Linked DNA regions of Homo sapiens: all the other regions are linked to region 3. The links are chromatin loops, found by intact Hi-C in ENCODE. Cell type or tissue: heart right ventricle. All regions are shown on one strand. Links, peaks and the distances in the headings refer to the core of each region. The heading gives the core; the rest is flanking DNA.

Region 1 (8,376 bases), core at 266-8,265, 130 kb after region 3:
AGAAAGTATCAGCACCCTGCAGAAGCAAGCGTGTTCATGTGCTATCCATGTCTAAGGTCACACATGCAACCCAGGAGGAAAAACAGAGTGCAGGATAATTGACAGAGCCCCAGAGAAGCTGGAAGAATATGAACTAAAAGAATTTCTTGCATTGCAACACCATTTTTGTATTTTGTTTTTAACAGATGAGGGAGGAAACTCAGAGGTACCGAGTCATTTCCCCAAGCTCATACAACAGATAAAAGGTAGCGCCACACTCTCTCAGTGGTTGCTGAATGGAGAGATGTTTGGCAAGATCTCAATGTCCAGTCTTTTTTAAAATACAAACTGCACAGTTTTAGTTTAGTTTCTTCTGTTTTTTTTCTCCCCAAAGTAGAAAAGTAGAGTGTAAATCTGAGTATTCCCATGTGTCTCCAGGAAAGGTTTGAAGTATAAGACTTACGTGCCTTGAAAGAAAAAAATACAACAAAACCACAACAGTAACAACTAGTCTTCAGTTTGCTAATGGTCCTGGTTCTGCCTGTGTTCAAAGTTCCATGAGTTTTGTGATCAGCGGGTACCACGTCCCTGGTGACCATCCAGTTGGATGTATGGGTGGATTCCTCTTCCATGTTAATTAATATTTCCTAGATAAGGGATCTTCTCTAAGGTTTGTGTGGGGCCAGAATGTCTAGGCTGCAATGCTGCTTTTTCTGGTGTTATCACTGATATTTCCAGAAAGACCTCTGTCTGCCCCTGCTCCAAGACACACTCATGGGTGTATGCACCAGCGTTGCCCTCTCACCAAAACTAGTTGGGATTTACCACTCCCTCAGTGGTACTAGCTGTCTGACTGTTAGCTATTGACAAGGTGGCAGAAGAAACATTGATTTACCCGAAGCTTCTAATAATTTTGTCTTGTGCATCCTCCAATCACTTATTCTAAGCCACTCTTGAGAGTTCACATAGACTCTGAGCTGGACGAAACCATAGCAGCATTGAACTCAAGTCTCTCACCATACAGATGTGAGAAGAGATTGGGCTCCATAAGGCGCAGTGACTGCCTAACTTTGTACAGCCTGGAGAAGTTTATTTTCTTATAAGTAACCCTTGACCATAGTAAGAAGTTATCTGTGGTAGATTATTCTTTTTGCTTCCATCATCTCAATAGTTTTTCCATTTTGCCAAACTCATCAGAGCAATATTGACTATTAAGTTTGTGTGCAGTATACTCCAAAGCCCTGAGCTTCCTGTATTTTAAACATGACGTATTTCAGCTACGGTGCCAGTTACACATGGTTTATAATTCCTGGAACACTCTCCATATGTGTAAATCTGTCAGGCCATGCCTTCCTAAAATGGTAGTTATTAATTTACAAATCAAAGAAAGAAATCTTACCTTTTCCAATCAGTATTTGCATTCCTATTTTACCACCAAATGTGCTATCTTAGAGAGGTTAAGCCATTTTTTCTCAAGGTGGTATCACTAAGCAGGGGTGGAGCTGGAATTGTGAAGTGAGCTTTGTCTTTACTTTTTCCAGTATATACAGATATTGTTCCAGCACGGGAACACAATTAGTTTCCTCTGTAGGCTGACTTCATTTCCAGTGCTGCAATGGAGTGGGAGCTGACCTCGCAGCTGGAAACATCAGCCAGGAATCAGCGTGGAAGGGTTATGTTTTTTCCATGAAAGTAGGATCTAAAGTGGATGACAGAGGTATTAATACATGTGGTAAGTGTTCAAAGAAAATTATTTTCTGCCTCAAAATATAAACTAGAATAAATGGAGCTGTAAAACAGTATGAAGTCAGGATTTACTGTTGTTCATTGAACATGCTTTTGCTCACTCTTGTATTTTCACAACACACTGGCATCCACTATTCTACTGCCATTGTAGACACTGGATAAATAAAAATCACATGAGCCAGTGTAGAAATAAAAAAAAATTAAGAGCCCATCTATGCATCCCAATTAACCTACCAGCAAGAATCTAAAAGATTCTGAGAACTTAATTTGTCTGCTACTTTGGAATGTGGAGCAGAAGCTTAGAAAAGGAATGAGTAGAAGAAGTCAGACATCAAATTATGAGTTTAGACAAATTTATAAGGTATGTGAAAGGCCATTTAAGCTACTGACCCCATAAGGGTTTCTTTCCAGAAATGGCCTTGCTAAGGAGTTACTAAGCTTCTTCTTGCACACCTCCACTGATGGTGATATCACTACCTTCAAAATACTCCATGCACTACTGCTCAGATGTTAATGTTGGAAAGTGGTTTTTTCAATCTAGACTAGACTTGACTTCACTTATCGTTTATCCATTGATCTTTGTCCTCTCTCTTGTGTCACATGAGGCATCGAATTGTTTTTTCTTTTTTTTGAGACGGAATCTCGCTCTGTCACCCAGGTTGGAGTGCAGTGGCACAATCTTGGCTCACTGCAAGCTCCACCTCCCGGGTTCACACCTGACTCAGCCTCCCGAGTAGCTGGCACTACAGGTGCCCACCACCGTGCCCAGCTAATTTTTTCTATTTGTTGGTAGAGACGGGGTTTCACTGTGTTAGCCAGGATGGTCTCGATCTCCCGACCTCGTGATCTGCCCGCCTCGGCCTCCCAAAGTGCTAGGATTACAGGCGTGAGCCACCATGCCCGGCCCAAATTGTTTTTTCAAAAGACTCCCTTCCCTGTTACTGCTTGTAAAGAGTGGGATGTTTGTGGCCAGTGTCATCAATAGGCAAACAGTGTATTAAGTCTCCTTACTTCTCATTTGTCTGTCACTTAATAGGGTAAATGCTTTTAGATAACATAATTTCATATTATTTGATGAGAATTGATTTCTGAGCACAAGCAGATAGCTCTAATTTCATTTTACCAGCTTTGAAGTTATCAAAATACTGTAAATTAAATAATTCCAAGAAGACTTGCAAAATGATATGTGAGATAGGCAGAAAAGAGGCTTAAAGTCCTAAATAGTTACAAGCAGGAGTCCAACCACACACCATTTTACTCCAAAGTCCTGCCTTAGAGGACATTCTGGTTGTTACCAGCCTAGTAAAGATATCTTGCCATCAGCACCACAAACACCTTCTCAACTTTGCATATTCAGCAGAAGGACTCAGCAATGATTAGGCATTTTCTTTTTGATGTAACTTAATGAAGGCATGAAAACAGATTCCTTTCTGAGCAAAATTGAACCTAATAGCATGTGATCCCACTTTTTCCTACCAAAAAATCATTTAACATGAAAAAAAGATATGAAAGACAAAGGAGCAGATTTTAAGTCTATAAACATTCTATTTTACAGAGACTGTGTTTATTTTCAAATTTTACATGCACAAAATAGCACTTAATAAACTACAAACTATCCAAATTTGGCAAAAACAAAGATTTTCATAATATATATCTGAAGAAAACTAGCTTAAAATCAAAAGGTTAGTATTTCATTACAGAAAAAAAATGTAATTTAATTGTTCTATTTTTATGAATTTTTAATTTGAGCTGATTAATACTGAATGTATTAACCATTCAGAAATAATTTTCTTGGGGCACTGACAATTGTATTCTTTTCTAATTTAATCCAAAACCCACATTTTCCATTTTTGCTTTACAATATATTAATACTTTGATTTCTTCTTCTTTTTGAGGTCTCTGGGTGTGCTGTGCTGCCCTCTGGCCGTCTCTGTCACTGCCTATTTTGGCAGTGAGTATTCTGGCCTGAAGCATCTGGAATACAGAGTCTGAAATCTCAGATATTTTTGATGGTTGATCACCTCTCTTTGGGCATTTTTTTTTACCACTACCTTGAGGTTCTAGGAGTGGGAAGTAAAAATAACTCTCTTCAAAACGTTTGACAGTGCTTGTCACAGAACACATATCTAATAAATGCTGATTTAATGGGTTCAGGGAACAGAGAGTGAGAGGCTTGTGACATTATCCAACACAATTGAGCAACTATCCAGCAGTGCCCCACTCCTTTCTAGGGAATATCTCATATCCATCATTTCTGTTTCTTGAGAATCCACCCATAAAATAAAACTAGGCCTATTTTGATATCTTGCTGAAGGACATTCTTCAATAGGTATAGACCAATGAGAGCTCAAGTTAAACATTGTAGAGGATATTAGTCATGGAAGTGTGAAGAATTACAATAAAAAATAATTCACACTGAATTTCAAAGTGAATTTGTTGCTAGTCTATTTTATCAATTATCTTTCCAAACATTGAATCTATCTTGGAATGTCTTGATTTTAAAAAACTCTTTTTTAAAAAGTGAGAAAGATTAACTTGCTCTCTATGGGTAGGCTTTTTGATGAGATGCTTTATAGTTCAGGCTAATGACCCTTTCTGTATTTCTGCAATAAAACAGTCACTGATTGGAAAAGGTAAGATTGATTTCTTTGATTTGTAAATTAATAACTACCACTTTAGGAAGGCATGGCTTGACAGATTTACACATATGGAGAGTGTTCATTATCCCAAAGATGACAGGACAAGAGATCTTTTGGTGATCTGTGGTAATAGATTTCTAAAATAATGCCACAAAGAATACATCATGATGCAATAATGCACCAGGCATATGAATGAAAACAGATGTTATATAGAACACTCTTTCAGATGCACATGTGCACATGTAGAATTAATTACATTGCTTTCATAGACATTCCACAGATGTTACTAAAGGGTTAATGTAAATAGCTAGAAATTGTCTTATTTTGGTTGAATAAATAAAAATAAAATAAACTACATAATTTCCTTGTGTTAAAATTCTTGTTACTCAGGTCACAGTCTCTCTTTATTTTCAACTTACCAGTCATGTTGAGAAAGTTTCAAATTAGACTCAAAGTCTGTTAAGGAAAAAGGCAACAAAATCAACAACACTAAATAAAAATTCTTGTTTTATGTGATAAAGATATATATGTATATAAATATGTGTGTTTATATATATATGTTTATCATACATATGAGAAACTCAGCTTTAACAACTGTTCAGCATTCAATATCAGAAATAGTTCAGAAAATGTGAGATATTCTGGAGACTTAAAACCTCCCATCTTCAAATTCCATTTTGCTAAGACAGAAATACCCAATTTGTAAGTTGTCTCTGTTTTTCTACATTCCTTGTGAAAGGAAGACAGAAAGCCATAAGGTGAAAAGTGGTCAAGGGACTCTCAGCACCCATCTCATTGTGGTCTTCCAGGAAGTCCATCAGAGCCAATGAGGGAAAATATGTTATAGGCTCACAGGCAACCCTTGGAGAAGTGCCATTGAACCTCATACTTCAGGTGCCACCTTGAAAATGAGAGCATTCCAAAGGAACAGTCATCCTTTCATAGGGAAGTTTGTGTTTTTTCACTATCAGCCTTCTGTGTGCTTCTCAGTCTCACCTCACACCTCCTTATTCTATCCCATAATCTACACTCTGGCCACAGCGAGCTGCATGCAGATCCCCACATTCCTTTGTGTATATACTGTTCTGTCCGCTGGGAATGCTTTTTCCCACTGTCTATGTGACTGAGCTAATTCCCACTTACCCTTCAGAGCTTAGAATAGGAAACATGTCTTGTAGAAAACTTTTCCTGGGTTCCATGGTCCTCTTCTTTGTTCTGTGGGAAGGATCAGATGAAACAGAGGTGAAAAGACTCCAGGAGAGTTCCTAGGTCTGCTGTTTACTGACTGCCAACTAACTAGCATTGTGTAAGGACTGGTCTGTTTGGCTTAAATGTACTGGGTAGGACTGGAATACATCCTGGTCCTACTACCACAAAGTACATTTCCTAAAAGATCAGAGTTTTATGCTTTATTTTTCAGTTATACTAAATGGATGGTCAACGCTAAGCCACAGCCATGTGAATGCCAGTAACAAGCTCCACTTAGCTGCTCATGTGGTCATCACAAATAGCATAATCTGAAAACGTCCCTACAGCCAGAGCTAGACAATTCTTGTTGACATCGGTTATCCTTACAAACTATAGACTGTGCCTGATTTATCTGTCCAGTCTGTACTTAACTACTTCTTCATGCTCTGCTTACACATTTGCAGCTACATGATTGAAATGACAGTGTGAATAAAAAGCCAGGGGTTCAGTCTAGGTCCCGGTGCTCACTGCACAGAAAGCCCATCACTGAGGCAAGTATTGTCAGGGAAGAAGACTTTAATCAGGTGCTGCAGCCCAGGAGATGAGAGATCAGTCTCAAATTCATCTCCCTGACTGCCTAAAATTAGGGGTTTCTATATCAAGGAAAGAAATGTAATCATGTATAAACCATATATTAAAAAAACAGGAACCGAGGAGAGGTCAAGATGAGGAGTTGGTCAAGAGGAGGCAGGTGATCAGTCAGGCAGATATAATGGATGAGGGGTCTGGCATCTCATTGTCTGGGTGCAGTGATCTGGTAAGTCTCAGCTCCTTAATTCTATCTGGGGAGGCTGATGGTTTGTTTTGTGAGAAAGGAACTCAGATAAAACAAATGTAACTTTCTCAAGTTTTAAGACAGGAAGGATCAATTTCTATGTTTATTCAAAGAAACCATAAACATCAGTTATGTGGAACAATTAGGTCAGTTTCAACAGATCATCGAGAGGAAAGATTGCTGCCCATTACAATTCAGAAACTAAACAAATATTTACTTAATGCAAGTGATATGGAGGTGAGCAAGACCCTGCCCTATTTTGGCACCTTGCTTTTCAATGTACCCTGGACCAGCACAATTGACATCAATTGTTAGAAATGCAGACTCTCAGGGCTTGCAGCAGACCTACTTGATTAGAAACTGTACTTTTTTAAACTTTTAATTTCAGGGGTACATGTAAAGGTTTGTTATACAGGTAAACTCATGTCATGAGGGTTTGGTGTACCAATTATTTTGTCACCTGGGTACTAATTCTAGTGCCCAATAATTATTTTTCCGATCCCCTCCCTTCTCTCATCCTCCATCCTCAAGGAGGCCTCAGAGTCTGTTGTTCCCCTCTTTGTGTCCATGTGTTCTCATCATTTAGCTCCAATTATAAGTGAGAACATGTGGTATTCAGCTTTCTGTTCCTGCATTGTTTGCTAAGGATAATGGCCTCCAGATCTTCCATGTTCCCGTAAAGGACATGATCTCATTTTTTTATGGCTGCATGGTATTCTATGGTGTATATGTACCACATTTTCCTTATCCAGTCTACCATTGATGGGTATTTAGGTTGATTACATATCTTTGCTATTGTAAATAGTGCTGCAATGAACGTGTGTGTGTGTGTGTGTGTGTGTGTGTGTGTGTCTTTATGGTAGAATGACTTATATTCCTTTGGGTATATACCCAGTAATGGTATTACTGGGTCAAATGGTGTTTCTGTTTTCAGCTTTTTAAGAAATCACCACAGTGCTTTCCCACAATGGTTGAACTAATGTACACTCCCGCCAACCATGTATAAGCGTCCCCTTTTCTCCACAACTTTGCCGGAATCTGTTATTTTTCTACTTTTTGATAGCATCCATTCTGACTGATGTGAGAGGGTGTATCTTTGGGGGTTTTATTTGCATTTCTCTAATGATCAGTGATGCTAAGCTTTTTATTGTATGCTCGTTGGTCACATGTATGGCTTCTTTAGAAAAGCGTCTGTTAATGTCCTTTGTCCACTTTTTAATGGGGTTGTTTTTTCCTTGTAAATTTATTTTAAGTTTTTTATAGGTGCTGGATATTAGCCCTTCGTCAGATGCATAGTTTTCAAATATTTTCTCCCATTCAGTAGGTTGATACAGATAGTTGATAGTTTCTTTTCCAGTGCAGAAGCTTAAAGAGTTTAATTAGATCCCATTTGTCAATTTTTACTTTTGTTGTGATTGCTTTTGGCATTTTCATCATGAAATCTTTGACAGTTCCTATGTCCAGAATGATGTTTCCTAGGTTATCTTACAGGGCTTTCATAGTTTTGAGTTTTACATTTTAGTCTTAAATCTATCTTGAGTTGATTTTTGGGTATTGTGTAAGAAAGGAGTTCAGTTTCAGTCTTCTGCATATGGCTAGCCAGTTTTCTCAGCACCATTTATTGAATAAGGAGTCCTTTCCCCATGCTTGTTTTTGTCAACTTTGTCAAAGATCAGATGGTTATATGTGTGTGGTGTGCCATTACTTCCGGGCTCTCTATTCTGTTCCATTGGTCTATGTATCTGTTTTTGTACTAGTACCAATTCTATTTTGGTTACTGTAGTCCTGTAGTATAGCTTGAAGTCAGGTAGCATGATACCTCCAGCCTTGGACTTTTATTTTTTATTTATTTATTTATTTATTTTATTTTTATTTATTTATTTATTTTTTTTGCTTAGGATTGCCTTGGCTATTTAGGCTCTCTTTTGGTTCCATGTGAATTTTAAAATAGTTTCTTCTAGTTCTGTGAAGAATGTCATTGGTAGTTTG
Region 2 (8,376 bases), core at 266-8,265, 520 kb after region 3:
AACACATCAGCCAACCAAGTAATAAATGACAGATAAACAAGGGCCAGATGCAAAGCTATTCTTTAGTAATAAATAAACCCCAAATTCCAGGGATTTTCTACTACAAAAGTCTGCTTGTTTATTTAATTGTACTGTCTAAAATAGGTCAGGGTAGAGATCATGTTCTACATGGCCATTCAGGGACCCGGGCTGTTGCATGATCTGCCAACTCTTAGATACAACATCCTGACAAGTAGCCTGCAAGGTTACCAAGGTAAAGGAGAAATGGAGGCAGTATACTGGTTCTCAGCTCTCTCAGCCCAGAAGTGATGGGAGTCACTTCTACTCAACGTTCGTTGGCAATAACGCCATTCCCTGCAAGGGAGACTCGGAAATGACAGGGAACAACAAAGTTTGGTTAGCACTGTGTCTATCACACTAGATCACACAGGAACAGGACAAGAGGCTTCAACTTGACCCACTAGTGGCTTTCCAGCTATTTTGTTAAACAACAGAATCCATTCTTCAAATTAAATATAATACACAAATAAAGCAGAAATAGAGCTTTTCTGGTTGAAATGGGGGCACAGAGAGAAAGATCCACAACCTGCTTACTCAACGAACCCTCCCACACCATCTCTGTACCTTACACATTCCTCCAAGGAATCCAGAACTCCTCAAAGCACAGAGCTAGGACCACTACCATAAACTATCCATTGGCCCTGGAGACTGTAAGCAGGAAAGTAACACAACCACAGTTTCCCTTTACAAAGATAACCTTGCCACAGTTGTGTGAGGGTGGCAGGAAGCGGTGGATTGGACTGTAGGCATACAGTACATGTGTCAAGATGAGAGGCTGGAACAGGTTCCCAGGCTGCTGGGGTCATTCCAGATGAGAGGATGAAGGCCTGAACCATGTCACAATGGGACTCAGTGGTATGCCTTCCCAATTTCTTCTAGTTCAGAATTCTGACTGTTTCTCAGTCTGATCTAGCTTCGCCTTTATATAGGTTGAAGTTATTCCAACTTTCCTTGTAATACTGACCTAGGCCTATTACAGGAGTTCGCAAATTGTTTCTACAAAGGGCCAGGAAGTACATATTCCAGGCTTGCAAACCATTTGGTGTCTACAGAAACTACTCCACTCTGCTGTTGCAGAGCAAAAGCCAGCTGTATGACAATATGCAAACAAATGGGCATGGCTGTGTTCCAATAAAACTTTATTTATCAACACTGAAATTTGAATTTCATGTAATTCCCACGTCATGAAACCTTATTTTTTAAAAAATTTGTTTTCAGTCATTTAAAACCATGAAAAAACAGTCTTGGCTAATAGTCTAGCCTTAGCTAATAGGTCATATAAAGGCAGGCTATGGGCCAGATTTGGCCTGTGGTGAGTATTATGCTGACCTCTGGTCTATTATGTTGAGTGATTATATCTATTATTAGGAATAGGATTTATATTCATAGAGATGGTTTTCTTTTTCTTTTCTATTTTAAAATGGCATACATTATAATGAAATGAAAATAAAGGTATGAAACTAATGCTTTCCATAGAACATAGAATTCAGAGTTTAAAAAAAAAACAGAAACAAACAAATCTCTGGAAATTATTGCCAGTCAATGATTTAGTCAATGTGAGTGTATTTTAATTTTATACCACCCCCCAGCACAGTTTAGAGCAAAGTCACACAATTAAAATAAATAAAGCAATATAAAACAAGGCTGGAAGGCCCTTCTGTTCCTGGATTCCTTCTTGCCTCTGTGATAGAAACCCAGAAATAAAGATGCTCTTCCTCAGGGCACCACCCGCTAAGGAGGCCACCAGTTAATGTGCGAATTACCAGAATCATCAAACTGATAGAAAATTTGGCCTTCTGAAGGCAAAGAAAACAATTTTGTGAAATGTTCCCTTCCCAGAAGTCATCCTATCCCTTAAATTACACTGAACAAACATACCAACTAAAGCACCTGATGAAATTATTTGCTCTTAAAACATTTTCTTCCCCATTTTTAAAGTAATGCAGGCTTATTTTAAATAATCTGTAAAGTGACCTAAAGGTACAATGATGAGAGTAAATGTCACCCCAAATCTCAGAACCCAGAGACAACCATGTAAACCAGAGGGCATTTCTTTAACATGATGAGTATCATTCTGAATCTACATATTTTCAGCCTGTTATTTTTGTTGTTGCTATTGTTGTTTGTTTGTTTGAGATGGAGGTTCCCTGTTGTTGCCCAGGCTGGAGTGTAATGGTGCAATCTCGGATCGCTGCAACCTCCGCCTCCCAGGTTCAAGTGATTCTCCTGTCTCAGCCTCCTAGGTAGCTGGGACTACAGGTGCACACCACCATGCCTGGCAATTTTTTTTTTTTTTTTTTGTATTTTTAGTTAGTTAGAGACGGGGCTTCACCATGTTGGCCAGGGTGGCCTCAAACTCCTGATCTCAGGTGATCTGCCCACCTCAGCCTCCCAAAGTGCTGGGATCACAGCAGTGAGCCACACAATGTTTGGCCTGTTTTGTTTTTTGTTTTTAACTCAGCATTATACTCTGAACATTTTCCCACATCATTAAAGAGCCCTTGGACTTTTTTTTCATTGACCACATAATTTTGAACAGATATATTTTTATTTAATTAACTGATGTAATGGAAATGACCTTTCATTAAGGATCATGCTTTCAGCCAACAAATATTTGCTGCACGTCTGCTTGATGCCAGACACTGGCTTAGACACCAAGGGCTGACATGAGCACATGGTCTCTGTTCTCATGGAGCTGACATCATAAGCATCTTTTATGTGTAAACCCCACGCTAGATCCCTGTGGTGCTGAAATGAATAAAGCCCAGTCTCTGCTCCCTGGGAACTCTCGGTTAGGGAGGGAGACAGGCAGTTGAACCTACAACAATTACCCGACATTGTGATATGAAGAATGAGGCCCTGCACGTACAAAGATGGAGGGAATGCATCTATGGGGGAGGGGCAGGAGGGAGGGCAGAACCTCTGCAGAACAAACGCTTAGTTTTAACATCATTATTTCGACAGATGTTGGTTCTAGTCCAAAGTATCTATACACCGACCATGCTGTGACTAATTAATGTCACTCTGCCCAAGTGAGTCTGGCCTAGTTAGTCACTTAAAGAGAACTTAGCATTGACGACTTACTGAGTTACCAGAGCAATGAAGATACAGATTCTCCCATCAGAAGACATAGGGAAGTAGCAGCATTGTCCAGTGGAAAATACTTTCGGTCAGGATCTAACTGCCTTAAACCCTGGTCTCAGTCCAGCCCCTGACCTGCTCTAGGAAGTGTCCAGGAGAATTGTCATAGCTAATCCCCATAGCACCTTCCTCACAGTGGAGGTAATGGCATCCATAATCCCTAAGATACAGCCAATGTTTTCTATGGTCAGTCATGTCGGCAGATCAGGCTCTCCTCCGGAGAAGGTGCCGGCTCTGCCTAGGACAGAAGAGATTCTCTCTAACTGTGTGTTTAATTAATTAGCATAATCTTCACCCAGATCCCTGTCTGTAAATTTCTTTATTATTATTATTGCTGCTGTTGTCATACGATATATGTTCTCAGTGCAATCTCGGTTTTCATTAACCCAGTACACTGGTTCCACACTCTGCCAATTGCCAACACAGAGGACGTCCTAACCCACATGGCTGTTAACTCATGTCTCTTTCATTGTGTATTTTTCTGGCTAAGTTTTTGGACCCAAAAACAGTCAGTTTTGCTGTAACATTTGTTTTGAAACTCTGCACTTCTTTCGGTGTAATCAGTATATTAGGAAACAGTTTGAGCACAATGTAAATATATCTTTGCAATGAATTATTTCATCTGCTAGAAACTGCATACGGCTGACCCCGGGGTTCCTAGGAATATGCAAAACACACACACACCTCCATGCCTCTACCGGCTACCGCAGATCACTGGGTGTGTTATGAGCCACACCCATTCACATCTGGTTTTAGAACTTTCTCTCTGATTTCTGATCAACCCCAGTCTCCACTTCACAGGGACTCCCAAGCTGCCCCCTGCTGGCACCCACTTCCACAAGCAAACTCCAGGTCTTCTGCAAGGAAAATGCCATGTTTATTCTGGTATCTAAGTATATCTTAACCATTTAACACGCGCACAACTCCACTACTGTTTTTATTAGATGACTTTCTTTGTGATTGTGTGTCATTGATCAAGTTTTTTAGTGTTGTAACCCCATTTTTTCCATAAGTCTTGTGTTTTTTCTGGCATACTTTCCCGCAGTGCTGTAATTTATAGAAACACATATGTTGTGTTAGAGCAGACCTTACCGTAGAGGACTTTGTGTTCTCCCCTTACTATTTTATCTTGCTGGACTTGCCATTGAGATCGATCATGCTATTTTTATAACGTTGGATCAAGTGTTCCAAACAAGTGTTTTATTCTAATTTTACAGGTGAATTATCTGAGGCTTAAGGACAGTAAAGTCTAGCTTAACTCTTCATGAGTGAGTGGTACAATAAGATGATAATTACCTTGTGTTTCTTGATCCAGGGGAAGCAGCATGTTGCTGTATAAAGAGGGTGGTCTTTGGATGGGGCACATCTAGATTTGAATTTCAGCTTCATAAAATCTTTCAATGTGAGTGCCTTCAGTAAACTACTCAGATCTCCAAACCTCATTCTCCTTGAGTATAAACATCAGGAAGTTGACATTCACTTCTGAGAAGTACTCTGGAAATTAAGCCACAAAATGTAAGGAAAATGTGAATCTAATGCCTTGGGCAAGGCAGACATATTTGCTCTTTCCTCTTTCCTTTGTATAATAATACCAGATTGCATAATTCAGGGTTATCCAGAGAAACAGAACCAATAGAAGGCACATATGTATGTGTGTATATATACATATACATACACACACACACATATATACACACACACATACACACACATATATGTGTGTGTGTATGTGTATATACGTATGAATACACACATTCATTATATATATGTGTCTATATATATGTATGTATACACACAGACATGTCATATTTATAATGGGAATTGGTTCACACAATTATGAAGGCCAAGAAGTCCCACCATCTGCCATCTGCAAGCTGGAGAACCAAGAAAGATGGTGATGTAATTTAGTTCAGATAAGAAGGCCGAGAACCAGAAGTGCCAAAGTCTGAGGATGGGAAGAGATGACTGTCCCAACTCACACACAGTGAACTGACCTTTCTTCTGCCTTTTTGTTTTGTTAAGGTCCTCAACACGTTAGCTGGTACCAACCTACACTGGTGAGAGTGGGTCTTCTTCACTCAGTCTACTGATTCAAATGCTGACCTCTTCTGGAAATACCCTCACAGACACACCCAGCAGTAATGTTTTACCTGCCCAGCTATCTGGGCAGTTCTTAGCCCAGTCAAGTTGACACATTAAAATTAACACACAGGTAAATGTTATTGGGCACTTATTTTAACATAAGTGCCTACTAGCTTATTGGGCACTGAAGAAACTGTTCTAAGCACTTCTGTATATTAACTAATTTAACCTTGATAACAACCCTATTCAGAAGAGTTCATTAGTATTCGTTTTTCACAGATGAGTAAATGCATGCACAGAAAGGTCAGGTGATTTGCTTAAGGTCAAGTAGCTAGTGTGCCAGTTATTAAGTTATGGACTCTCAGCTCTAAACCCACCCTTCTGTACGCTGCTTTGTGGAGCTGGGGACGAGGTTCAGAAAAGCACATTTTTGCCTTGCCAACTGGATTCCCATTATGCTCTACAAGGCTGGAGGGACGTGGCCCTTTCTGTTTGTTGCTTGCCTCACTTTCCATGCATGTGCTATTCCCCCATTAATGCTTGTTCTCCCTGCCAGGAGCAATTTTTTCCAGCTGCAGTAGCTGAACCCACTTTACAGTTTTTTTCACCACTTGCAGGACAAGCTCAATCGTATGCCCCCAAAGCAACACCAGCCGGCCAGCCGTCTTCTCAGAGGTCTCTGTTTTTGTTCCAAGGGGCCCTCTACTAAGGTTCAAAGATTTAACCAACTCACACTCATTTTGTTCCCTCAGTCGTAGGGGCTGTCATGTGTCCTGCAGTTGCTACCTCTGTGATACCTTTGAGATTTCTTCTTACACTTTCAGTTACCTAATTAACAACTTTATACCTCTTTAACAATAATTCCTATTAAATTCTCTCTGATGATTGAAATAGTCTGTGGGCTCTGCATCTTGGCGGCCCCCTGACCAATGCATCTGGGAAGAGGCAGAAACAGAACACTATACCAGCAGCTGTGTGCAGGAGTAGACCATTATTATATACAGCCTCTCAGCTATTATTACATAATTACATATCCATACACAGCAGCTATTATCTTTGTGTGTCTGTTTGATTGATTTTTTTGACACAGGGTCTCACTCTATCACCCCGGCTGTAGTGCAGTGGCAAGATCATGGCTCCCTGCAGCCTTGACCTCCCAGGATCGGGTAATCCTCTCACCTCAGCCTCTCAAGTAGCTAAGACTAGAGGTATGTGCCACCATACCCAGCTAATTGCAGTAGTTATTATCTTTAGTACAAACTGACTTATGACGTAGCTGGCCAATGTTGTACTGTCAGCTCTGATGTTCTAGAGTTACAAGAAGCTAAGTACTTCAAACTTCCATGGGACCTGACTTCTAGGGACCAGTGGAAACTGACCACTAGCCTCTTCTTGTGGCCCACTGACCACTAAACGAAAGAGAAAAGAGGCAAGGAAAGCTAATAGACAGAAGATGTCCATATTTGACCCACTGAAGTTTTCTCTGGAATTCTGCACTTCCACATAGAGTAAAGGACAGAGTATTCTCCCTGGAATCTGCTAGTCCATAGCCTTGTAGAATGTCTGAGTTGGAAAGGACCCCAGAAAGCACTCAATTCAAAGCTCCCATTTTAAAAATGAGTACATTGAGGCCCAAAGAAAAGGGCTAGCCCCAAATCACACAGTGAGTTAGTGCTGGTGCCCAGACCAGAACACAGGTCTCCTGATTCCTGATCTTTCCATGGGTAAGCTTCTATGCTTTTCCTAGAGATCATGGTCACTTCTCTGAAATCTGACCTCTGCAGATAAGAATTCCCTTGCTTCTCCCTCATTCCTGTTCCTAGAAACCTGGAGAAATGGGAGTAGGAGAGGTTTTTTCCTCTGGTCTCATTCTTTATGGCTTCTGCCTCCTCTCAGGGCTGTAAGGTAACGACGATGAAGTGAGTGAGTGAGTTTGGCAAGGGCAGGGTGCGATCCCATCTTTACTTACAATGTTGATATTTTCTTCACCATTGGATATTTTTACAAAAATTCTGATTTTTAAAATATTGCACTAAAATATTATTTATCAGGACCGCTGAGTGTTTTGGTGCCTCTTTATATTTTGCTCCCCTGGTGAGTGCCTTTCTGGTCACCTCCTTGACCTGTCCCACCCTCCGTTCCTGCCCTTTGACTACATCCCCAGTCAGGTCAGTTTTTGCCACTTTGTAACCATTTTCTGACGCATGGTCCCCTTTCTGTAATACCGGAAGCATTCCTACTGATAACACAGATGATGAGTAACATGAACAACGACCACCCAGGGCCAGCTGATAGAGATTCAAGATAAAACAGGGGAATTCCTGACTTTGATGAAATGGATGCTGTGGTGCAGTGGAGCAGCATAGGCTTTGAAGTCAGAGGCACTGGGGTTTCAGTCCTGATCACACCACTTAGCAGCTGTGTGAGGAGCAGTGACTGATTGTCTGTGATCTGAAAGCAGTGGATACCCAGACATGAGCAGAGCCTACTTCCTGTTCCTACAGCAGGCACAATCCAGATGGAGGACATTGTTTGTTTCTCTGGGCCTTGTTTTCTGTAACTGAAAGTGAAAATAGCATCATCTCACAGTGAGGATTAAATATGATTCTTTACATGAAATTGCCTAGCATAATGTGGGTGCCCAGTTAAAATGTGCCTCTGCACAAGTAAATACAATCTTCACTGGAAAATTCTTGTTGACAGGAGCCATCACAATGCATACTCTTTCACTATTGAGATCCATCTTCATACAGCTACTTTTCCTAATTTAAGAAGACCCAGAAAAAAAAATTACTGAAAACTTTTCAATGGATGCCTCAATATTTAAAACAATTAAGGAGGAAGACACATTTCTTTCAGCTGCACTCAAGTCCTTCAGATTTTCATGTAGCAATTTTCATTCCAATGCCCCTGGTCCTTTGAATTTGCATTTTTACAGCAGAATCTTTGTGCTTCCTCACACCTTTCTACCACTGAACTTAGTCTTCATCCTTTAGTTCAACAATGGCCTTGAGTATGCCTTCTCATAAAGGGGTCAAGAATGACCTGAGGCCAGGTGCGGGTGGCTCATGCCTATAATCCAAGCATTTTGGG
Region 3 (8,376 bases), core at 63-8,062:
AGTTTGATGTGAGAATGAAATGAGTTTCAGATAATCTGTTTGAAACGCCTAGGACAGTATGTGTCACAGAATCAGTGCTCAGAACTTTTTATTTCCTCCCTAAGGGGTTTGAACTCCAGGCTTCACTCACATCCACACACTGCCTCAAATGCCTGAGTAACCAGGAGCTGCCACATCTCTCTCCTGGTCCAGGGTGGATAAAGCTGAGGACATTCAGGAACTTAGATCTCTGCCATCTCAGCACCCTGGTGAATGAAAAAGCCAGCATGAGCATAAGCCAAGCATACGTTATTCCAAACTAGAGCTCAAAGCAACTGCAACACGCAGCTGGAATTTCGAATGTCGGAAACATTTCCCACTGCACCGCTGGGTGGGTAATTCCCTGACCAAGCTGAAAAAGGGACCTTTACAAGAGCCTCCAAGGTCTGAATGAAATGTTTTCCCTGGCTCTGGACTCCCACCCTGGATTAACAGCAGAGACATTAGCAAAACACTGACCGCAGGTTTTTATTTTCTTTTCTGTGGAATGTGGCTTGGTCCTCAGAACTGATGGTGGGTTATTTCTCCTTACATAACCATTTCTTCTCTGGAGACCATTTAGATATAAATAGGAAAGGCAAAGCTCTTTTTGTGGACCTATAAGCTGGACCACCTATTTGAAGAAGCCCCAACAATAGTAAAGACAGTCCGGGTTGGCCCAAATCTGAGAAGGGTGTAAAAGCATATATGCTCAGTGAAAAGGGAACATGCAGGTTTTGACATCCAGCACTCATTCAGAGATACACACATATACATGCATTCACACACACACATGCATACATACAAGCCTGTAGAAAGAGAATGAGAGAGAGAGATGCTGAAAAGAAGGTAAAGAGGTTGCAGCATCAGTGACATCTTCCGAATCTTTGTCTTAGTTTTCGCTGATCTAACATGTTGGTTTCCATAGCAACCTAGTGTGGCCTGGATAACAAGTGAAGCTCATTTCAGAGAGTTCTACAGAGCCAGGCAGAGCATTTTCAATGAAAGTTCCTTCTTGTCTCCCAGGAACTGCAGTCACTGGATTTCAGGAGGTATTAATACATGTGAACTTGGTAACAAAGACATTCTCTAGCCTGGAAAAATAAAACTCCCTGCTCCTTTTAGTTTTGAGATTCTAAAATTAGCAATAAGAGAGGAAGGCTTTACAAAATCCATGTTATCCCTGCTTAAACAATAAGACAAATATTCTAAAACAAAGGATCATTTATCCTCTAAAGCGGAGATCAAATTGTTTTCAAGGGTCATGATCACAAGAGAGGGTGAAAAATTAGAAGAGGTCAGACTGGAGGAAAGGGTGGATAAAGATGACAAATTTTGGTGGGAGTGTTACAGAAACTTAAATTGCTGGTAAAGAGTTAAAGAGTAGATTGTACTAGTAAAATGTATAAATAGGTTTATTAGGTTCTTCCATAACTGATAGGAGCTATAAACTTCTACATCACGGAGATATAACTTGAGATGTCATGTAAGTTGTCTTTATCAAAAACAAGCACCTAAATAAGAAATCATGAATTCTATGGAGCTGTGGTGATCCCAATGTAAGAATACAGAGAAAAATCATTAACTTGCTCATCATAAGTTTGGGAAATTGGGGCTGGACATGAGGAACTGGAGAATATCACAGAATACTTCTCAAAGGAGACAAAGTCAGCAGTCTTTAAGGAGATGCAGGTGTTAGCGCCTGAGCAGGGGAAACCAGAGCAATGAGGAAGAATGTATCAGTGAAGGGAAACCATCTAGAAATATGTGAAGGTGAGTTGCGAAATAGCCTGTATGGGAACAGAGGTATAGGCAGATGGAATTAAACTGTAAAACAGAGTCTGAAGGGACGTGAATTTGGAAAGATAGGTAAGGACCAAAATGTGAAGAGTGTTTAGATTAAAGAGCTTCTACTTCCTGTCATCAGTGATAAGGACAGTTGGAAAGAGGTCAAATGCATGGCAGAGGCATGACCAGTGAGCCTTTAGACAGCCATTGTGACCGTGCCTGTGGAGAATGACTTGGACATGCCTGAAGCCAGCAAGCTGATATGCAGGTCACTAAACAGATGACACAAAAAGAAGATGACACTCAGGAGTAAGCCAGTAGTGGTCTGGAAGAAGACAATTGACATATTTAAGAACGGTGGGTGTCATTAAGCTTGTGTAGGTGAGTGATTGGAGTAGGTCGATTAGGAAGCAAAGGAGAGAGTGAGGTATCACAGAGACTCTCAGGTAATCATGAACTGGAGCATGGACGGGCTAGGAGAAGGACTTAGGGACATATGAAGTTAATTCATAGGCTTCCAAAGCTGATATTGCCTTTCCATATTGTTCTCATGTTCAGATTGAACACTAACAAGTCTGGATTTGAATTAAAATTATTTTTATGGCATATTTGGAAGGATAAAGTGTGAGATTGACCAGGATATTTTTAAGAAGAGTAATGAAAAAAGACTGGGATTATCATATTAAAACATCCTAAAGTTGTAACAATAAAACTCCTGTGGGATCATGCAAGGGAACCCAAGCAGTGAAAATATATAGAAAGTTAAGAAAGAGAAAAAAGTATTTATAAACATTGAGGGCATGTTGAGACGTTTGGTTTATTCATGAAGTAATGTCAGAACATCTGGTTACACTTCTGAAAAATAATGTGTAGTCCCTAATTTATTACCAAGTTAAATATTCCTATACTAAAATAAAATTTTAAAATATACATGTGTATATAAATATACATCTGCATTCTTATATAAAGGAATGAAAAAGCTTTACCAACTATGAATCCAGTTATTTACCAACTATTAAAAGAAAATATGAATAAATTGGATTACAAAAATGTTATATCAAAAGATGCCATAAATGTAATTGAAAGACAATGAACTGGCATAAAATCTGTAGTAATACGTAACAGCAAAGTTAATACTTTAAATAACTGTAGTAAAATGATACAAAAAAGTAAAACAAATCCTAGTGAAAAAAAATCATCAAAAAATGTGACTAGGAAAGGCATAAAAAGGATTATAAATATACTATATACTTATATATGTACATAATATAGAGGTAAAAAATTCAATCTCACTGAAAATATTTGCAAAGACAAAAAAAAATGGTGGCAGGAATGCTGGATTGTCAAGACTTTCCAGGAAACAGTTTAATATCATGTGTCAAAATAATACACTTTGACCCATAAATTCCATTTCCAGGCATCTATCTGCAAATAGTGCAAAAGAATTCTATTGCCATGTTGTTTACAAATGCAAAAATTGAAAAGAATCTAAATTATTCAATAGCTGGAAGTACTTATTTAAATTATGGTATATTTATACAGTGGAATTACATATCTATAAAAATGAAAAGTTATATAGGCATATTCCTCAATATAGAAAATCTCCTTCCAGGACACTAGATGTCAGCTACATGAATGCAGTTTTTATGTATTCTGTTCACTATCATAGCTCTAGAGCCTAGACTCAAGCACAAAGTACGCTGTCAATAAATACATTTTGAAAACATGTTTGTTAAACGTGGTAGCCAGAATTCTAAAATGCCCCTTGACTTTTGCCCCAGTGGCATTCCCAGGATATACTACATTACACAGCAAAAGGGATTTTGCAGATGTCATTATGGTTACTTATCAGTTGATCTTAAGATAGGGGAGGTCATCTTGGTAGACCTAACCTAATGGTAAGAGCCCTTTGAAAATAGGAATTTTCCCAGATAATAGTAGAAGAGAAGTTTCGAGAGATTAGAAGTGGGGAGAGATTTGACCTGGAGGCGGCTGTCCATTGCTGAGATAGAGGGTCATTGTCAAGGACCTGAGAGGAGCCTCTAGGAGCAAAATTGGTCCGTGGCCAGCACCCAGCAAGAATAAAAAAGGTCCTCAGTTTTGCAGTGACAAAAAACTCAAGTCTGCCCAAGACCAGAATGAGCTTGGAAGCAGATTCTTCCCCAGGGCCTCCAGATAAGAGCCCAGCTGGGCACATTATCTTGACTTTGTCCTTGTGAGATCCTAAGCAGAGAATCCAATCGAGCCTGCCTGGAAATCTGACCTGCAGAACTATGAGATAAATGGGAGTTGTTTTCAGCTAAATTTGTGATAAGTTGGTGTTTAGCAATAGGAAGCTAATAAATTAGACAAAATAAGAAAGTTACAAACAGCATATACAGTATGATTCCCTTTTTTGTTTATATATTCATGTATTTACGAGTTTATAGAAGAAGACCAACTGAAACATATGCACAAAGATGTTAGCAGTAGGGTTTTGGTTGCTAAATTAAATTAAATTGAACAGACCTAGTTTCATTTAACTAGTAGACATCTGGGAAGTCTGATACCCATGATTGTCATGGGCTAAATCTCGTGCAAATAAACTTAAGCCCTTTTCAAATGACACTTGACCATTGGAATTAATCTCTTCTTGCTGTTTGTTCACAGAGAAGTATAGTTCTGGCTGTGAGATCTCAAAAATCAGAGTTCAAATCCTAACTTCACTGCTTAGGAGGTTTTTAAACTAGGGTGTTTTAAATAACCTCTTATAGTTTTAGTTTCCTTCCATCTGAAATCTGAATGAGAATACTCACCAGTGAGGATCATTATGAAGATTCAATGGGATGATAAATGCAGAGGACATAGTACCACCATTACTAAGTACCTGGCCAACTCTGCCACCTACATTCACTAGTTGTTGTTCTTAACGCTTTGATAAGCATTGAGCTCCTTTAAGAGTTTCCAATTTGGTCTTTCCCAGGATCTTTCTGTGAGCATGTCATAGTATTCTCTAGTGTCTAGCACAGTGCCTGGCAAATACCAAGTGCTTAGTAACAACTTCTGGTTCAATTAATTCACGAATGAGTAAAATGAATATTGGTAAAGTTGAATGCTTGGCTCCCAAGACAATGCAGATTGCAGTCACACAGCACTACCACGAGATGTCAGTATAAATAGGAAAGCTCTACAATTCAGGACTATTCTGGACCATCTTCCCCATCCCTCTTCTAGGGCTCCCGGGAAAACACACAACTGCATTACTGAAGGCAGAGAGCAACCTGCCAGGACTTTGCTCACCTCTCTCCTATTTTCACTGTGTGGTTTAATGCCTTAAAAACACAATTCCTGATGTACAGAGAAAAAAATATCTCTGCTGAGCTTGCCCTAAATAAAGACCCAAGAGACCTCATTTGGGGCCACTTCTGTATGCACACCCTCTTTCCTGTCCCTGCCTTAAATCTACATTTTGGGCTTGGATAAGGAGGTGGTGCCATAAGGAAGAACATGCAGAGTCAAATTCTGATTCCTTTACTTACTAGTTGTGTGTGTGTGCAAGTTTCTCAACTTTTCTGAGCTTCATTTTGTCATATGAAAAAATAAGAAAACCAATATATAGAGATTACTGGTGCAATGTTGCAACCATGCAGATTTAAGCAGAATAGCCTTCTCTAAAGACTAATTCCAAGACTGTCCTGGAATCAAAAGGAAGTATTTTCTTTGCAACTCTGGATGGATATGGACAGTAAGCCCACAACTACTTGGCCTAGAGCATTCTATCTCCAACAGGTGCACAAGTCTCTGAAAAAGGCTTACTTTGACATGGCCCCCAATGGTAATTTACACTTGCAAAAACACACTCTATGGAGCACAGAGATTGTTCCTCAGCTCAGCAGACTCTAAAAAAAGGGTATGGATGTCATTGTCTCTCTGGCTTCCTGTGGTCTCCATAAAACCTCCAAGTAGAGTATTTTGGGCTCATAAAAATGTCCGCAGCCCATTTCTCATCTGCTTTAATGATGTTTCCTAATGGTTAATGTTGAGATTGGCATCTTTTCTCTGGGGAAAGTGTTGTGAGACTGGCTTTCCCCTTCCCCAAAATAGCTGGTGCACACAGCCCATGAGCTGGAATGCAGAGCTAGGATTTTTCTCTTCCCATGAAGAGATATATCCTCCAAGATATGGGAACTCTACCTCATTTTTTGCAGTAACAGGCAGAACGGCCCTATTGCCACTGGGAAACAGTTGACACACCCGTTCAAGGAACTCTCTCATGGTGTGCCCACCAGGAGGGAGGAATGAAATAGACAATAAAGAAAAAGATATTACTTAGCATAGATTATGTGTGAAAAGGGTTTTATGAGCTATATTTTATAGATTAAAAAATCTTGTTTTAGAAAGAAGCACATTATTTTGTTTAAAATGCAGACTCATTTCACTTGACTGGGCCACTTCAAGGAAGCTAAGATAAAATCCAGTCATGCCCATAAATAGCCTTAGGGATAAACATCATTCTGACACACAGAACTGTGATGAGAATGTGGTGGGGTGGAGGAAGGGGGAAAGGTGCATACTAAATAGAATGCCCTGAAAATGTAGGGGAAGGAGCAGTTCGATCTCACTGGAAACTTCTTAGAAGCTGGCTGGCTGAAACAAGCCCATCCCTCTGTCATCATTTAGGGAACACCTGCTCTCTGTGGGCCTCCTATGGAGCACAGCCCTGCCTCCATCACTCACATTAACACCAGTATTTAAGTGGGGACTCCTAGAGTCCAGCCACGTAGTAGCTCTACGCAGGGCTAGGCTTTTTACTGGGTTCTGGGCATATATGGATGAGTAATGTCCAATTTCTGTCCTGCAGGGGCTCACAACATAGTGAGAATAAAAATGCATAAACAGCCAGTTGTTTTTTTTTAAGTACTTTTAGAGAAGCGAAGAGGTGCTCTGTGGCATGGCAGAGCTAAGCACCCAGTTGCTGAATCTCCCTTGGCTGACAGAAGCTTCTTCTTTTTTGAGTCACAATTTGCTAAAGAACATATTGCTGCTCCCTTTTGGTGTTACGTTTGATTTTACATAACAGAAATGTTTTTTCTGATGACTTTGCTTTGTGTTTGTACTTAAGTGGTTGAGGAATACCCTCTAGGGCATCATAAAGATCTAAATTTAAATCCTGGCTCCTACCCCTTGGTCCTTTAGTTTCCTAATCCCCCCAAACAGGAAAAACAATACATCATTGATTTTTTTTTAATTTGTTGCTGTTGTGGGAAAGCGGGGAATTAATGAAGATGATATGTGTAGTTTCCATCATAGTGGCTACTGCCTAGTAGAAATTCTACAAGCAATGACTCTCTCTTGCCCCACCCCAAGCCCATAGCTCTATATGGACAGGCAGGCATGCACATGTGCTGTTATGTAAATAGTGCTGCTAATAATAAAACTAAACACTACTATCCACCCTCTTCTGGGTAATGGTTATGTCTTTCTTCTTCCATCACAACCATAGCTGTTGATTTTACTGCTGCTGCCTTTTTTGCTAAGAATGACGTCTATTTATCTTTTCCGTCCTAGAGTCCTGTTCTTCCATCCCCCAGGAAATGACTTTCAGCAACCACGGTATTAGGGAGTGGTGAAAAAGTTTAACCTGCAGGTGGAGAGATGAGAAACTCATTATTCTTCAGCATCTTTTGTGATTCTAATTTTCTTTCAGATGCTCTTCCTCTCCCACCCCTCCCCCCAAATTATGTTGCATCTGGGTGTCTAAATCCTGCTCACAGCTGTGCCAGTGCCTTCTCCACTCTTCCCATCTGCCTGTTTGTTTTTCTTGGTTTTAGTTTGCAGTCTGCTATTTTGTATAAGCAAAATTATCCTTTCATGTCTTACCCATTTCGGCAGTTTCTTCTGGATATTGTAAACTGCAGCATCTGTGGTGCTTGTCTTCTAATTATATTTCCAGCCTCCTAATAGGAAGGGTGAACAGGCATATGGAATAGCAATACGGAGCTTTCTATATCTCTGACCTCCATGGAGGACTCCTCGCAGAATCTCCAAAGCTTTCTAGGGAGATTCATTAAGCCTGGCTTCCTAAGATAATGCACAAACTTCTGCTCTATAGAGATGACTAGAACACAGATTTAGACATAGCTCCTGGGCACATTTTCCACATAAATGAGTCATCGCGCCTGTAAAAGAATGACTCTATAAGTAGATACATATCTCCACTGTCTTGGTTCTACTAATGTTCACATTATTGCTTATTTTTAAACTAATTTGAACAGCTGAGTTACAGTAAGAACAAAGACAGCAGGATTAAGAGTCAAGAGACCTAGGTTTGAGATCCAATGTAGATACTCAGTTGCTGGGGCTTTAAAGAAGGTCACTCAACCTCCTTTGGTTTCAATTTTCAAATCAGTTAAATTAGCAGCTGGACTAGATAATTCATAAGCTGAATGAGCAAAATGGACTTAATTAACCCATGGATCATTGTAGCAATATTGTATTAGGAGTTAGAAAAACCAAAATGAACTGAATATGGTTTGTCCCTGTCCTAAAGGAGCTCACAGTCTAATAATGGGAGAGAGAAATAAGAATACA

The links. Peaks named below come from ENCODE experiments on the same cell type or tissue, not always from the same donor. Only the 100,000 strongest peaks of a DNase experiment are listed, where the experiment ranks them.
Region 1: a loop joins it to region 3, with 2.9 times the contacts of the local background. A loop is called at or near these places in 14 of 110 quality-filtered maps.
Region 2: it touches region 3 in a loop (3-fold over the local background); 21 of 110 quality-filtered maps call a loop at or near these places.

The regions. Positions count from the first base shown.
Region 1 is chr2:12,799,928-12,808,303 of GRCh38, reverse strand. No RefSeq gene overlaps it. Among named protein-coding and RNA genes, the nearest start is that of MIR3125, 67 kb to the right of the region's middle. In heart right ventricle, for the core only: CTCF peaks have their summits at 3,456 and 3,656; a DNase peak (open chromatin) is centred at 1,612; H3K27ac peaks cover 2,935 bases.
Region 2 is chr2:12,412,408-12,420,783 of GRCh38, reverse strand. The region is part of intron 4 of MIR3681HG (MIR3681 host gene); the gene reads right to left. Among named protein-coding and RNA genes, the nearest start is that of MIR3681, 220 kb to the right of the region's middle. RefSeq lists an enhancer at 7,869-7,918. In heart right ventricle, for the core only: a CTCF peak has its summit at 4,019 (motif pointing left); a DNase peak (open chromatin) is centred at 4,010.
Region 3 is chr2:12,927,984-12,936,359 of GRCh38, reverse strand. No RefSeq gene overlaps it. Among named protein-coding and RNA genes, the nearest start is that of MIR3125, 190 kb to the right of the region's middle. In heart right ventricle, for the core only: CTCF peaks have their summits at 4,743 and 4,947 (motif pointing right); no DNase peak of the experiment used is centred there; H3K27ac peaks cover 5,069 bases.